Linked DNA regions of Homo sapiens: region 1 is linked to region 2. A link is an interaction called in ENCODE POLR2A ChIA-PET data of the cell type or tissue named here. Cell type or tissue: OCI-LY7. All regions are shown on one strand. Each heading gives the region's core, and the rest is flanking DNA. Links, peaks and the distances in the headings are about the cores only.

Evidence for each region. ChIA-PET counts read pairs that join two places held together with the same protein. Peaks named below come from ENCODE experiments on the same cell type or tissue, not always from the same donor. Only the 100,000 strongest peaks of a DNase experiment are listed, where the experiment ranks them.
Region 1: POLR2A ChIA-PET joins it to region 2 with 6 read pairs; 7 of 35 experiments call an interaction of 5 or more read pairs at or near these places.

The regions. Positions count from the first base shown.
Region 1 is chr14:73,004,660-73,007,577 of GRCh38, forward strand. All of the region lies in intron 2 of ZFYVE1 (zinc finger FYVE-type containing 1), which reads right to left. Among named protein-coding and RNA genes, the nearest start is that of ZFYVE1, 21 kb to the right of the region's middle. In OCI-LY7, for the core only: no CTCF peak of the experiment used is centred there; a DNase peak (open chromatin) is centred at 1,142; H3K27ac peaks cover 840 bases.
Region 2 is chr14:73,105,277-73,108,194 of GRCh38, forward strand. RBM25 (RNA binding motif protein 25) reads left to right here. Exons shown (of 19, transcript NM_021239.3): 11 at 583-805; 12 at 920-1,009; 13 at 2,550-2,623. Among named protein-coding and RNA genes, the nearest start is that of PSEN1, 30 kb to the right of the region's middle. In OCI-LY7, for the core only: no CTCF peak of the experiment used is centred there; no DNase peak of the experiment used is centred there.

The DNA.
Region 1 (2,918 bases), core at 171-2,670, 100 kb before region 2:
AGTGAACAATCCCTTAACGTGCACCGACTGCATTTTCGTCATGTGAAAGGAGGCTAGGCCAGGTGCAGTGGCTCACACCTGTAATCCCAGCACTGTGGGAGGCCAAAGCAGATGGATCACTTGAGCCCAGGGGTTTGAGACCAGCCTTGGCAACCTAGCAAAACCCTATCTCTACTAAAAATACAAAAAATTGGCCAGGCGTTGCGGCACGTCCCTGTAATCTCAACTACTCAGGAGGCTGAGGTGGGAGAATTGCTTGAGCCTGGGGAGAGTTTGCAGTGAGCCGAGATCACGCCACTGTACTCCAGCCTGGGTGACAGTGAGACCCCGTCTCAAAAAAAAAAAAAAAAGGAGGCTATAACCATCTTTGCAGGTGCTAATTAACCAAATAAACAGATACGCAGGAAAATGCTGGCACACTGAAACCACACTTCTCTGGCACAGTTCTCTGCCTTTCATGTTACTTTGCTTCCTGATATACTACTAAATTCATCCTTAACACATGAGTATTTTTCCCTAAGCCAGAAAGGAGAGAACAGCCTAGCCTAGGTGGTAGCAAGACCGGTTTTCAGTCAGGGAGGGAAAGGCAGAGAAAAATAAGAAGATTCCCTTTGATGAGGGAAGGAAGGGCCCAGGAAGGAACGAAGCTCCAGCTCTACTTGTTCGGCTTGTCTACACTCAGTGACCCCATGGTGCTCCAATCCTGGAGTTAAATAGGTTACCTGGCCCTGAGCTCGGCCAACTGGCCACCCCATCCAAGTTGACAACATGTTTGAAATGGTCACTGGCCTTACCAACAGCAAACGCAGGAGGGATACCAAAGCCACCCCTCCCCAACTTTTGCCTTCCATCTTCCCCAAGCTTGCTAGGCCTCAGGCGAGTCCAAAACACCTGAATGCCACTACAGGCTTTGAAACCATGGTGTGGCCTTGGGAAAGTTACTTAACTACTCAACACCTCAGGGAAATGAGATAATAACAGATGTCCAGCTCCTAGCGACACTCAGCGGACTAAAAGAGATAAAGTATGTAAAAGGCATAGCACAGTGCCTGGCATGGAGTAAGCACTCGATACGTGAACCATTATTAAAGACCAGTCCACTGGGAAAACACCCAGGTGCACAGCAGCAGCAGCTGGGCTTGCACCTGTGAATTGCTCATTTGGGGGCTGATTCAGCAATGTAGTAAGATCTAAATGAATTCTACCTAAAATGAAAGAGCTCACTGCTTGCATCAGATAACCACCTCCTGCTAATCAAAACACATTTTTTTTTTTTTTATGAGACGGAGTCTCACTCTGTCGCCCAGGCTGGAGTGCAGTGGCACGATCTCAGCTCACTGCAAGTTCCGCCTCCCCGGTTCAGGCCATTCTCCTGCCTCAGCCTTTGGAGTAGCTGGGACTACAGGCCCGCCACCACGCCCGGAGAATTTTTTGTATTTTTAGTGGAGACGGGGTTTCACCGTGTTAGCCAGGATGGTCTCAATCTCCTGACCTCGTGATCCGCCCGCCTGGGCCTCCCAAAGTCCTGGGATTGTAGGCGTGAGCCACCGCGCCCGGCCAAAACACATTATTATTCATACTGGCTTTAGAGCTGGCTCTTAGTAACTATCTAATATTGTACTAATCTTTACGAGGCTGGGCGTGGTGGCTCACGCCTGTAATCCCAGCACTTTGGGAGGCCTAGGAAGGTTGATCACTTGAAGCAGGGAGTTCGAGACCAGCCTGGCCAACGTGGTGAAACCCCATCTCCACTAAAAATATAAAAATTAGCTGGGTGTGGTGGCACATGCCTGTAATCCCAGCTACTCGGGAGGCTAAGGCGGGAGAATCACTTGAACCCAGGAGGTGTAGGTTGCAGTGAGCCGAGATTGCACCACTGCTCTCCAGCCTGGCCAACAGAGTAAGACTCTGTCTAAAAACCTTTACAAAACCCAGCAGCACCTCCCTCTCTCCCTCCAATTCACCCAAAGCTTTTTACTTTGTATAGACTCCCAAGAAGAGTCTGTAAAATGAAATATAACTGTACTCAATGATCCCCCACCCCAGTTCCTTTTTTTTTTTTTTTTTTTTTTTTGAGACAGAGTCTAACTCTGTCGCCCAGGCTGGAGTGCAGTGCCGCAATCTTGGGTTACTGCAACCTCTGCTTCCCTGGTTCAAGCGATTATCCTGCCTCAGCCTCCTGAGTAGCTGGGACTACAGACACGTGCCACCATACCTAGGTAATTTTTTGTATTTTTAGTAGAGACAGGGTTTATGTTGTCCAGCTGGTCTCGAACTCCCTGATCTCAGGTGATCTGCCTGCCTTAGCCTCTCAAAGTGCTGGGATTACAGGGATAAGCCACTGCGCCCAGCCCCAATTTAGAATTCAGAATAGTTCATGGTAGTGAAAAGTGTCCAGCATCAACCTGCGACCCAAGCAGGCCAAGGGAATGATGATGTTCTCCCTCGAGAGATTCCTTCCAAGCCCTCACAGAATCATTCTAGAATGAAAGACCATGTACCGGCTCTGTTCCAAGGAGGCCTGAAAAGGGAAACCAAGAGGTGAGGAAGGAACTAAAGAGCCTTGGAAGGAAGGAAGTTCAACACAGCACAGTCAGAGATTCTAGAAGTTAAACCCCAACAAACCTGGAAAACACTCTTAAGAAAAGTAGTTTGGCACCAAGGTCTTTTCAGTACTGGCCCCTGGGAAAAACAGATTTAATCTGTACCAACTACAATCATACATTACTCCAATTTTTTTTTTCTAAAGACAGGTCTTGCTCTGTTGCCCAGGTTGGAATACAGTGATTCACTGCAGCCTCCACCTCTCAGGCTCAATCAATCTCCTGCCTCAGCCTCCTAGGTAGCTAGGAGGACTACTGGCGTGCACCACCATAGCTGGCTAAACTTATTTTTTGTAGAGACAGGGTCTCTCTATG
Region 2 (2,918 bases), core at 321-2,820:
CAAGCAGGCCTCCTACCTCGGCTTCTTAAAATGTTGGGATTAGATTTTATCACTCTTAATTAAATATTTGAGAACTTTCAGTGCTGATACTTATAAAAGTTCTAACTTAATCCATGCAACATGTCAGAATTCTGTTTTCCACATGTGCCAGCACTTACTCCTTGATCTCTAGTAAGCTAAACTATCTCTTAACATATTCATTAGTCCTTCATATTTCTTTTGGGAATTAAGTTTTCCTTTTTTCTGTTTTACACCATCAGGGGATTGACTATTATTTCAGTATATGATGGGCATTAACTAACCATTCATTTTAATGATTTATAACTATTTTATATTCAGATTGTATTTGTTTTCTGACATACCAGTAAGCATTAGGTATTAGAATGCATTTTAGGATTTGGGACTGCAATTTATGTCTTTCTGATGAGTGTAGAGGAGGTTACATAGTTTTATGGAAATCAAGTGCTAGATTCTGGCCTGTGAGATTTTATATTATTTCATAATGTATGTTGTCCTCCTTTACTTTGGTCTTGAAAACAGAAAGTAGACTGACAGATTTGTAAAATATTTTGTTTACATTAGAGAAAAAAGCAGAGATCGTGAAAGGGAACGAGAGCGGGAAAGAGAGAGAGAGAGAGAACGAGAGCGAGAACGAGAACGGGAGCGAGAGAGAGAGCGAGAGAGGGAACGGGAGCGAGAAAGAGAAAAAGACAAAAAACGGGACCGAGAAGAAGATGAAGAAGATGCATACGAACGAAGAAAACTTGAAAGAAAACTCCGAGAGAAAGAAGCTGCTTATCAAGAGGTAAGTTGAGAAAATGCCTTTATTCTTAAATCTTGGTATCCCTTAATAGGTTAATCAATATTTATAGAATGCTATGTATAAATTTTTAAAGCTTTGAAAATTTAATTTTTTTAGCGCCTTAAGAATTGGGAAATCAGAGAACGAAAGAAAACCCGGGAATATGAGAAAGAAGCTGAAAGAGAAGAAGAAAGAAGAAGAGAAATGGTAAGATTCTAGGCTAAAATAAGTGATTTTTCAGGTAAAAAGTCAGATTGTATCTTTACTGCTAACTACAAGTAACTTAATAATTGAAATGCACAAGCTTCTCTATTCATGTATAATTTAATTTTTATGTATTTTGAGTAATTTTGAGCCAATTTAAGTACACCAAAATCTTTTTTCCTCTTCAAATTTTTGCTGCATCTAAAGTTATCTTTTTGTATACCATCAAAGTAAATTTGTCATATAGTAATATTTAAGTCAAGAATTTATTAACTTATTTTTAAGAATCTGCATATTTTTAAAATTGTTGAACTGTTGTTATTAGATATAATAGTTGCATTTGAAATTCCGTAAGTTAAGAGATTCATTTTATCTCATGGATTGTTTACTATTGGTTTAGAGTTGGGGGGCATTACCTTTAAATTGATTGATGAACATGATTTAAATTTCTGCGTTTCTTAAAAACTATTTCTTATAGTATCATCTACCTTAAAAATGGAATTAAAAACCATATACATATACACATATACATACATGTATACATATATATGTATATACTTTTTTTTTTTTTTTGTGGAGACGGAGTGTTGCTCTGCCACCCAGGCTGGGGTGTGATCTCGGCTCACTGCAACCTTCTCCTCCCAGGTTCAAGCGATAAGCGATTCTCCTGCCTCAGCCTCCCGAGTAGCTGGGATTACAGGCGTGTGCCACAACACCCAGCTAATATTTTGTATTTTTAGTAGAGACGGAGTTTCACCATGTTGGCCAGGATGGTCTCAAACTCCTGTCCTCAAATGATCTGCCTGCCTTGGCCTCCCAAAGTGCTGGGATTACAGGCGTGTGCCACCACGCCCAGCCATATTTTTTCGTTTAATAAGATAATCTCCAGTTTTGTTGGTGTGCTTAGGTATTGTATTTTGAAGATTATATTCAAAGAGCATATTTATTGTAGCGTAGCGTATATATATAGTTTGCATTTTACAGATGCGTCCTCATTCAGACTTTTCTTAGAGGTAAAAAATTTAAAATGTCTAATGTGACCTATACTTAATATATGGAGTATATGAAAACTAAAATTTAAGAGGACAAGAAAAATCTTTTTTTTAACCAAAGTATTATTATATTTATTATGGCATAGAGTGGTATTTTATACATATCTCATTTTACAGTAAAAACATTTTATGTACAACTGTAGAGAGATAGCTGCACAGATAGCTCCAACTTAAATTAGAAAATATTTTCTCTATAGAAAATAATAAAAACACCGTTTCCCAGGCTAGCCCAACAAGTTTATTTAAACCAAATAGCTGAATACATATACATTTATAAATATGGTTTGAATTCTGGGATCCAGGAGAAACTTTAGTTTCATTTATTGAAACGGCCATGTTTGTCTTAAAATTATGTGAAGAGAAATTCCTATAAGTCTCCCTCTTACTCTTGGTTTATGTCTGGGTCAGAAAAATCTGTTTACACAAAAAAGGGAAGAGTAATCTTTATTACTTGTATGTTAATTTTATACATTGTCCTTATTTCCTCAAAGGCCAAAGAAGCTAAACGACTAAAAGAATTCTTAGAAGACTATGATGATGATAGAGATGACCCCAAATATTACAGGTAAAGAAGGCTTGTTCTGTGGATTCATACTTGGTTTTTTATTAGCTGTGTTTTTCCATCTGCACAGTTGATAATGCATGTTCACTAAGTGGAATAAGAAAAACAAACTTTCACATTCTGAGTAATTATTAATTCTATAGCTAATACACTGTTTTCGTTGGGAGAAAAGAGCTATCAGAAAAGGATAAACATTTCTATGCATCTTTTGTGCAGTGGGGGAGCCCATGATAGTATTATATCAAACAATACTATTTTTTTCTTTGTGTGTTGTAAATAGGTCTGATTTTTAAAATTT